Regions from separate parts of the Homo sapiens genome. Here region 2 is linked to region 1. Evidence: read pairs that join two places in POLR2A ChIA-PET (ENCODE). Cell type or tissue: PC-9. All regions are shown on one strand. Links, peaks and the distances in the headings refer to the core of each region. The heading gives the core; the rest is flanking DNA.

Region 1 (5,389 bases), core at 212-5,211:
CTTGAACCTTCAGCTTACTAGACCTCTTAGCAGCAAATGGCAAGGCTGCTCTCCCTTCTTCTCAAAGCACCTTTTTCACTTTGCCCTTAGACCTGACAATCCCATGGTTTTCCTCCAAATCCCTGGCCACTCCCCACAGGTGCTCCCCTCTTTCTGATCTCTAAATTTTGGAGTACTCAGGTAGTCTCCACATGTTCCTTATTCCACTAAGAAAATGGATAAAACTCGATAGTGTTAAAGTAAATTTAATGTGGCCCAAAACTGCCTAGGTAGGTAGGGTACTTAACCTAATATATAAACAAACCGCAACCTAACCTGAGAGTGTATTCATGTAACAAGTAGCTGAGTCTTGACCAATCATAGCAGCCATGCTTTCAGTCAATCGCAGGCTGCAAATTGCCAAAACATGTTCCTGTAAGGCAAATGCCAGCTGTAACCAATCAAGCTATTTTTGTCTCTAAATACTGACAGTCCAATATTTCTATTGGAGATCTCTAAATCTTTACTAATTCAGGGTGCTGACTTATTCATGAATGGTTTCTTTGCTCAAATAAATTCAACTAAATTTAATTTGTTCAAGGTTTTACTTTTAACAATAGAAACATTAAACTCTTACACAAACATCACACGGGATTATGGCTACATCATGGCTCAGTTTGATAGAATTGAAGACCAAAACTATCCAATCCAATGCAAATTTTAATTAGTGTATATAACAAATTGGCACTGTGATAAGCACTGGGAATACAGATAGATGGATCAACTTCATTCCCTTCTCTCTTTTAAGCTGACATGTACTAAGTAATTACTGCGTGCTAGGTACTGTGCTAAGTACTTTCCGTTCATTATCTCATTTAATTTTTACAACTGTCTGAGGTTGGCACTATTGTTAAGCCCATTTTACAGATGAGGAAACTGAGGTTCAGGAAAATTATATAACCATTTGTGGTTTTAGATCTAGTAAATGGCCTGAATGGGCTTTGAATCCAGGTATCTGGCTCTACACATAACCTGAGTCAATCATGAACCATTTTTGACTTGGGAAGGTGGAAATTTTATATGGCCAATCTAATATTAAGTTGTTCCTTTGGGATAAGGGAACTTGTAGATTGAGGAAGCACCAGGAATGCATTATGCAAAGTATAAATTGAGGGAAATAATAGTAAAACACCATGAGGTGGTAGTTTTTCATACTGAAGGAAATTTATATGACTTAGTCAAGTAATTGTATTCAAATACAATCAAATAACTGGTTTGTCTACTAATTGCTCAAAGTGTTGAAGAAAATGGAACACACTATTTGTGTCTGAAGAAGATACTACCTCCCAAATACTTAAATAAACCCACATTTTGATACTTCCTAGATGAAAAAAGATGTATTTATTTTTGATTTGAGACTTTAGGGTCCTTCAACTCCTAGACTTCAGCTTTTCAGCTGAAGTGTTGATAAAAGGATTAATTTAAAATGCATGTTACCTGCTAGATAAGCATTAAAAGTCAGAAAAATTGATTATGAGGGATTTTAGAAGTTTAGACATCTAGGGTGAGGTCTTGCAAAAACAATGTTTGTTTTTTAAGCAATTCTGACAAAAGAGCCGGTGTAGGAGAACAAAACTATAAACAAGGTTCCCAGGCACCTGGATTTGCCTCTTTTAGCCCACATAAAGATTGCAACTCTTCTACCTCAGTAGCCCACTATTCTCCTTTCAATAAATGCTCTGAAAATGCATTTACCCCAGGTTCCCATGACTGATAAATTGAAGCAATCTTTTCCCATGCAGATTTGCCCTTTACATCTCAACCTAAGGGAAAAAGAACTTTCAAAATTCTCGGCATCAGAAAGTGGGTAGGAAAGCTATTTCTATGGAAAGTCTAGACCTAGGAAGAAGTCTTTATACTTGCAGGGTCTTTGTACCTTTGGAAATGAGCCCTGTTTATTTCACGATACTAATGCATTACTAGCATATCTGGTGCTTTATCAGTTTTCAGTTGCTTTTGCATACGGTCTTTTCTCATGAAAGTTCCATGGAGTTAACCTGAATTATTAGCCCCATTTGGAAGATATGGACATTGAGGCTTTGAGAGATTAAGTGATCTGGCTTGTGGATATGTGATTAGTGACAATGGCTGGGAGGGCATTTGACGGCCTTGGCTCCAAATCTAGGGCTCTTTCATTGCACCTACTTGTGGAGTCTGCTGTGGAAGAGGAAGAGCAAATGTTGTTTGTGATTTTGTTACTGGTTAGTACAACCTCTTATTTGCCAGGTCTTGCCTTTTCTGATTGCCTGGGGAGACATTTAGAACTTTGATTTCAAAGCCTGCAGAGTTTGGTGAGGGAGGAGTCCTGAATCCTGTGACTAGTATATATAAATTCCTAGCTAATTAGGTGAAAGGTCCAGAGGAAAGTAGGGGAAAGGGCATGGAGTCTGATGAGATCTCCCAAACAAAACCAATGAGCACTGGTGTTTTGATGCTTCTCAAGTTTCACCATTCCAGGAGTTCCTTAGTGTATGTTCAGCTTCTAGGGAGCAAACCTGACAAGCTAATTGGAGTCTCAAGTGGGAATTAAGCATTTGCATGGGGAGACCTAGTGTGCAGCTGCCCATAGCTCTCAAGGACCTGACCCCGGCATCACTACGTGTCAATCCTTCTTAGTGTCTATTGTCAAGCTTTCATCTTCACAGACACTTAAACAGTTAAAAAAAAAAAATCTGTTCTCACAGCCACTTTATGTCAAACAAATAATGTCACAATAATACCCATAACTAACTTCCTTTTCTTTTTTTGTTTTTGAGCACTAGAAGTTTATTGATAGATAATTATCAAGTATTTGTCCTAGTTCTTATCATATTTTATATTTGCATAACATTTTATCATGTCATCACTTTTCTACCTGGCAATATGGCAAACTGTCATAGGCTGTGGAGTGCTTCTTCCAAAATCAAACTGAAAGGCACTTAAAAAAAAGGAAGTATTAATTTGAAAAACAATTTATAAAAAAATCTGACAGAAATTGTTCCTGGACCAAACCGAAGGTTGGGTTGTTTATTCTTGTGGCCCAATAACGAGATGCTGGTGAACTGGGAAAGAAGAGAGTTTATTTCTATAACCAGGTACAGGGAGAAGGCCGGGAAAATATTGCCAGACCAGCTCAAAATTACAAAATTTTCCAGGGCTTATATACCTTCTAAGCTATATGTCAACGTGTAAGTGTGCATTCATCTAAAGACATCAGTGATTAACTTCTTCTAATCTATAACTAAGGTCTCAGTCCTAAAGACCTTCCTCAGGAGCCTCGTAAATTTACTTAATCTAAATGGGTCCAGGTGCTGGGGTGATTAACCTTATCTCGTCTCCTGCTAAATCATGGAGATTTGGGGAGTTCCTTCAGACTCCCAATAAACTTGTTTGTGGAGGCCTGGGAAGTTTTTTTCAGACCCCCAATAAAACTTGTTTAATTCTAAACGGGTCCTGTTAAGAATTCCTTGGTTATCTTGTAATGCTTCAAGGCCCAGGAGAGGCCTGGGCAAAACTCTTGGTGGGCTTTTGATACAATCTAGCCTTTGTATAAGGGCACTGGCTTAATCAGCTTTTAATATTTAACTTAACCACTCAGTCAGTACTGAAACAGTTGTTACTGAGACCTGCATTAGTGAGACCTGACTTGCCACAAAATCTCTGAGGAGTTGGATGTGTAAAGGTCAGAGGCAGAGCTGGGGATAGGAAGGGCTGGAGCCTGAGGTGGAGGATGGCTGGGCGGGGTAGGGGGGTGGCAGTGAGAGGAGGAACATTGTAAAAGCCCTACCGTGGGGCCTCTTTGATGACAAGAGTTTCGGACTGAGCAATCACACTCTGACAATCACTCCAACAAACCTCCATTTCCAACCCCCAGATGGGTGTCCCAGCAATAATTTCCTCCTGGTGCTCTTGCCTTCTAGCAGCTTAAATGTGAAACCTTGGTCACAGGAGTCTCCAGGTGAAGAGGCAGCAAACAGGGATGGTCTTCTGCCATGTCTAGGGCTCTCCACTGTGGGGTTCCTCCCCGTCCCTCACCTTACATATGCCTGGAGGGACATAGGCTGGGACCAGGCCTTCTGTGCTTCCCCAGAAGCACCAGCCATGACCACCAAGGAACATGAACTCACACACCAACATAATCAGACACCTGGGGATTGGAAAAGGAAGACAGCACCCTGAACAACAGGCACCACCTGAAACAGACCAAGAATGTAGAATAATCTAGTACATGTACTCAAGGACACAAAGAAAGATTTCCTACTATAGTGCACTAAAAAGAAATCATAACTAAGAATTACATGTATAAATACTTAAATATAATGTTGAAATAAAGAATATGCTAAATGAGAAATATTACAGGATGGATGTAACTAAAAATAATTAATGAGGAGGCATATTTTTAGTGAGGAGGCATATTTGATTGGGGAACTCTCACAAAAAAGGAAAGAGCAAAGAGAGAAAACATTTAGAAAAGTGCTAAGATGTTGGGAGACTAGAAATAAAAGTAGCAAGACTATTTGAATAACGGGATCCCCACATAGGAAAAATTAGAACTAATAAAGACGTATTTCCATTTTTAAGGAAAGATGACACATCTCATTTAAAAAAAGAAAAAGAAAAAAAAAAGGCTGGGCACAGTGGCTCATGCTTGTAATCCCAGCACTTTGGGAGGCTGAGGTGGGCAGATCACTTGAGGCCAGGAGTTCGAGACAAGCGTGGGCAACATGGAGAAACCCTGCGCTACTAAAAATACAAGAAACACCCGTGTGTCGTGGGGCGTGCCTGTAATCCCAGCTACTTGGGAGGCTGAGGCAAGAGAATCGCTGGAACCTCGGAGGCGGAGGTTGCAGTGAGCTGAGATCACGCCACTGCACTCCAGCCTGGGTGACAGAACAAGACTCAGTCTCAACAGAAAAAAAAAAAAAAAAAAAAAAAAAAAAAAAAAAAAAAAAAAGCTCATCAAGGAACAAACAAGAGAGTTCAGGAGAAAATGGACCTAGAGTACACAAAGACAAACAGGACATTCTAAACGCTGCTAGAGAGAAAGATCACCTAAAAAGAAAAAAGTCAGGTGGCATTGTACTACACATCAGCAACACTGGACTCAATTAGACAATGAAGTAATATATTTAAAGAACTGATGAAGATGACACATGAAATTGTCATTCAAACATAGGGGCATAACAAATATGTCCTCAGGCACTCAAAGACCCGTAATGGAAACAGAATCGGAGGAAGAAGCTAAATCTCTTTACATTTGTAGAGAAAAACAAATTCAGGAGGATGCAGTACTAAGTACAGAAAAAGCATAGCTGATCAAATACTTTGGTAAATGTATTGCTGATGCAACAAAGTTCCAACAGACAACATC
Region 2 (5,389 bases), core at 173-5,172, 80 kb after region 1:
GTGAGACTCTGTCTCAAAACAATAACAAAATGGAATCATTTAGTATGTTCTCTTGTTTTGACTTCTCTTTACTCAGGTGGGTATATATGCCACTAATTTGTTTGATTGTGTTTTTTCCTTGTTTCATTTTGTTTTGGCCAAGTAATATCCTATTGATGGTATGACTATCATACAATTTAATATCCATTTTTCTGATGGGAGACAGGTTTACTTGTTGGCTACTGTGCATAAGTAACTATGAATATTCTCATACAATTACTTCTGTGAAGATACATACTTATTTTCCTGGGTATCTATAGCTAGGGATAGAGTTGCTTGGTGAACGGGTAGAGAAACAGGTTTACTTGTTGGCTACTGTGCATAAGTAACTATGAATATTCTCATACAATTATTTCTGTGAAGACACATACTTATTTTCCTGAGTATCTGTAACTAGGGATGGAGTTGTTTGGTGAATGGGTAGAAAACAGGCACAGAGTTTTGCAAAGTAATTGTATTATTTTACATTTCTGTGAAAGATGTAGGCCATTTCCAGTCGCTCTACATTTCCACACACTTAATATGTTCAGTTTTTTAAATAATAGCCATTCTACCAGGTGTGTAGTGATATCCTATTTTGGTTTTCTCATGCCTAATGTTCATTTAGATGTCTTCTTATGGAAAATATCTTTTCAATTTTTTATGTTCATTGATACACTGGGGTGTTTGTCATTTTCTTTGTAAACTATAGGAGTTCTTTATATATTTTGAATGAGTCCATTTATATATACATATTTTTTGCTGTATTATATAGCAAATAATTATTCCTGGTCTACAGATAGCTTTTTAGTTGTTAAACAACAACATAATAAGCAGAAGGTTTTCAAAAATGAAGTGCAATTCACTTGATTTCTTACTGTGGAAAGTGCTACAGTATCTAGTCTAAGAAATATTTTCCTATATCAAGTTCATGAAACTATTTCCTCTTTTTCCTTTACAAGGTTTCTAATTTTAACTTTCACATCTTAAGTTAATTTCAATGTATGATGGAGAGTGGTTGTTAATATTAACTTTTTAAAACAATAAATATTATTTCACTCAAAATCGTTTTACTTAAAAGTCTTTCATTTCCCCAATGAAGGGCATTGGTGTCTTTGTTTTTAAAACATTTAGAAGTGGCGGTGCGAGCATGTTCTCACTCATGGGTGGGAATTGAACAATGAGAACACTTGGACACAGGGCGCAGAACATCACACACTGGGGCCTGTCTTGGGGTGAGGGCTGGGGGAGGGATAGCATTAGGAGAAATATCTAATGTAAATGACGAGTTAATGGGTGCGGCAAACCAACATGGCACAGGTACACCTATGCAACAAACCTGCACGTTGTGCGCATGTACCCTAGAACTTAAAGTATAATAATAAAAAATATATATACATATATATAAAAAGAAGTGGCGGAGCGAGGGCTACTGCACAGCTAGCAGAGCCGTGGTGAGGAGGAGCGCGCCTGCCCCGAGCTCTCCACCTCCCCCGCCCGCCAGCCCAGGCGGCCCCAGCAGCAGCGACCAGAGGAGCCCCTGCAGCAGCGCGACGGCCAGGTGGACGCCTCCATCTACAGCCTCATGGCGGACGGGACCTGTTAGGACACAGCCATTGTGGGCAACAAGGACTCGCCCTCCATCTGGGCCGCCGTCCCAGGGAAAATCTTCGTCAACATCACGCCAGCTGAGGTTGGTGTCCTGGTTGGCAAAGACTGGTCAAACTTTTTCGTGAATGGGCTGACACTGGGGGGCCAGAAATATACTGTGGTCCCGGACTCACTGCTGCAGGATGGGGAATTGACCGCGGATCTTCATGTGAAGAGCATCGGTGGAGCCCCCACCTTCAATGTCACTATCACCATGACTGCCAAGACGCTAGGCCTGCTGATGGGCAAAGGTGTCCACGGCAGTTTCACCATTTCATAACAAAGAAATGTTATGAAATGGCCTCCCACCTTCAGCGTTCCCAGTACTGACCTCCTTTGTTCCTTCCCCTCCACCGCTCCCCACAACTTTGCCCCCCTTTCCTTCTCATACACACACCATTTTAATTTCGGGGGCCATTACCCCACACCCCTTATTGCTGCCAAAACCGCATGGGCTGGGGGCCAGGGATAGATGGACAGACAGCTTCCCCTACCCATACCCCTCCTGTGTGTGGTTGGAAAACTTTTTTGTTTTGATGGAATTTTTATGAATAAAAAAGCTTCTACTAAAAAATTAAATAACTGTGCATATGTGGGCATATTGTTTGAATCTGTATTCTTTTACTTTGATATATTTATGAATACTTACACCAGTACTACCATTTTTAAACTACTGTAGCTTTAAAATCAGGTTTGAAATCTAGCAGAGTAAGTCCTCCAACTTATTGCTTCTTCAAGATCGACTTGCTTATTCTAGGTTCTTTGATTTTCAAATACATTTTGAAATTAGCTTTTATATTTCTCTAAAATCTCCTACTAGAAATATTAATCAGAATTGTGTTGATGTAATATGTTAACAAAATTGAGACTTTCAATCAATGAACATGATATATATTTCTGTAGTCTTCTTTAATTTTTCTCATCAATTGCTTTTAGGGGCCTTGTACCTGCTTCATTGCATGTATTGTTAAGCATGTAATGATTCTAGCTATTAATCTCTATTATGTTTTATTGAATTTCATTTTCTAGCTGCTAATTGCTAGTATGGAGAAATTAAGATGATGAAATCAACTTTATAAAGGCATAATTTCGGTACAACAGACTGCACCACTTTAAAATGTGTAATTCAATGCATGTTTACAAATGGATACACTAACGGAACTACTGCCACAACCAAGATAGAGGAAATTCCCTATGCCCCAAAGTTTCTTGTACCCCTTTGCAGTTCATCAGTCTTTCAACCCTCAGCCCCAAGGAGCCGCTGTCACTTCAGGTCCGTTTGCATTTTTAACCATTTTCTATAAATGAAATGATACCTGTGTTCTTTTGTGTCTGCCTTCTTTCATGCATCAACGTAATTTTAAAATCCATCCATATGAGTATTTGCATCAACAGTTAATGCCTTGTAATTGCTGAGTAGTATTCCTTCGTGTGGCTATACCATGTTTGTTTGTCCTTTTACTTGTTATTGGACATTTCTATCATTCCACGTTTGGGCTATTATGAAGAAACTATCATGAGCATCCATATGTGGCAGGCCAGGTCTCACTAATGCAGGCCTCCCTAACAACTGTTTCAGTACTGACTGAGTGGTTCAGTTAAATATTAAAAGGAAAGAAAAAAAAAAGCCAGTGCCTTTATACAAAGGCTGGAATGTAACAAAAGCCCACCAAGAGTTTTGCCTAGGCTTTTTCTGGGCCTTAGAGCATGACAAAATAACGAAGGAATTCTTAACAGGAGTCATTTAGTATTAAACAAGTTTTATTGGGGGTCTGAAGAAACTCCCCAGGCCTCCAGAAACAAGTTTATTGGAGGTCCAGAGGAAGGTCTTCAGGACTCAGACCTTAGTTATAGAGTAAATGAAGTTAATCACTTATGTATTTAGATGAATGCACACTTCCACATACACATATAGCTTAGAAGGTACATAAGCTCTGGAAAACTTTGTAATTTTGAGTTGGTCTGGTGATAATTTCCAGGCCTTTTCCCTGTAACCAGTTGCAGAAGTAAAAACTCTCTTCCTCCCCAGTTCATCTACATCTCGTTACTGGGCCACGAGAAATAGCAGCCCGCCCCTCAGTTTGGTCTGGAAACACACATACAGATCACTGTGCAGACATGCTGTGTAAATTCCTAGGAATGGAATGACTGTCCATCTGATTTGTATATGTTTAACCTTTAAGAAACTGTTAGATTTTCAAAGGAGTCATACCATTTTTCATTCCTACAAGTATAAGACTTCCAAGTGCTTTATATCCTCACCAACATATGCTATTTTCAACCTTTTTAATTTTAGCCATTCTCAAGGATATCTACTGGTATCTCATTGCTGTATTTATTGATCTCCCTGATGACTAAACAGCAAAGCATGTTTTCCTATGATAATTGACCATTCATGTATCTTCTTTTCTGGGAGTATCTTTTCAAGTCTTTTGAGAAATTGTTTCATTGTGTCGTTTATCTTATCAGACTGCAATAGATAGATAGATAGATAGACTTAAAAAACCCTTTGTTGGAGATAAATATGATATCTCCTCTATTGTGGCTTCTTTTTATGTTATCTTACTGTTCCCTATTTGGAGATAATGATAGATAATCTTCAAAAAAAAAAACCTTCACATATATATATGTGGGTGTGGGTGTGTATACGTATATGTATGTCCTAAGAATCATTAATTAGACATATATGTGAGTATCTATTTCTGGATTCTCTCTTCTCTTCCACTGATATATGTTCTATTTTTTTCAACAAAATACATGATCTTGATTTTCATAGCTGTAGAGTAATTCTGGAAATAGGTAGTGAATTCATTCACCATTATTCTTTTATAATATTGCTGTCTTATTATTATTGATAATTGACATTACCATATAAACGGTAGAATCAGCTTGTAAATTTCTACCAAAATGCCGGTTGGAATTTTTATTAGAATTGCATTAGATCTGGAGACCAATTTCTGAAGAACTGACTTTTTAAACACAACAACTCTTCTTATACATGACAAAGTTTATCTCCCCACTAATTTAGTTATTTCATGATTTCTCAAAGTGATTTTTTTTTGTAGTTTTTGGTGTACTGGCCTTGAATAAATTTTGTTGACTTTCTTTCTTTCTGTCTTTCGAGACAGAGTCTCGTTGTGTTACCCAGGCTGGAGTGCAGTGATGTGATCTCAGCTCACTGAACCTCTGCCTCCCAGGTTCAAGTGATCCTCCTGCCTCAGCCTCCTGAGTAGCTGGGACTACAGGCACATGCCACCACGCCCAGCTAATTTTTTGTATTTTTAGTAGAGATGGGGTTTCGCTGTGTTAGGCATGATGGTCTCAATCTCCTGACCTCATGATCTGCCCACCTCGGCCTCCCAAAGTACTGAGATTACAGGTGTGAGCCACCTCGTCTGGTCTGTTGAATTTATTTATAAGCACAACATGTATTTAGATGTTACTCTAAATGAAATTGTATTTTTATTTCATTTTCCAAATGCTCATTGCTAATATACAGAAATACAAAAGACTACTTATATTGAGCTTATATTCTGCAATGTTACCGAACTCACTAATTAGTTTTGGTAGATTTTTGTAGATTTCTAGGATTGTTAACCTACACACAGTCATCATCTGTGAATAAAGACAGCTTCAATTCCTTATTTTTAAATTTTTCAATACTTTATTTATTTTTCCTACTTTTTTGCATTGATTTAGATCTCTAGTATAATGCTGAATT

The links. Peaks named below come from ENCODE experiments on the same cell type or tissue, not always from the same donor. Only the 100,000 strongest peaks of a DNase experiment are listed, where the experiment ranks them.
Region 2: POLR2A ChIA-PET joins it to region 1 with 5 read pairs; 2 of 35 experiments call an interaction of 5 or more read pairs at or near these places.

The regions. Positions count from the first base shown.
Region 1 is chr1:119,771,587-119,776,975 of GRCh38, forward strand. No RefSeq gene overlaps it. Among named protein-coding and RNA genes, the nearest start is that of HMGCS2, 5.4 kb to the left of the region's middle. In PC-9, for the core only: no CTCF peak of the experiment used is centred there; a DNase peak (open chromatin) is centred at 2,455; H3K4me3 peaks cover 694 bases; H3K27ac peaks cover 1,472 bases.
Region 2 is chr1:119,851,751-119,857,139 of GRCh38, forward strand. It overlaps the pseudogene PFN1P9. Among named protein-coding and RNA genes, the nearest start is that of ADAM30, 42 kb to the right of the region's middle. In PC-9, for the core only: no CTCF peak of the experiment used is centred there; no DNase peak of the experiment used is centred there.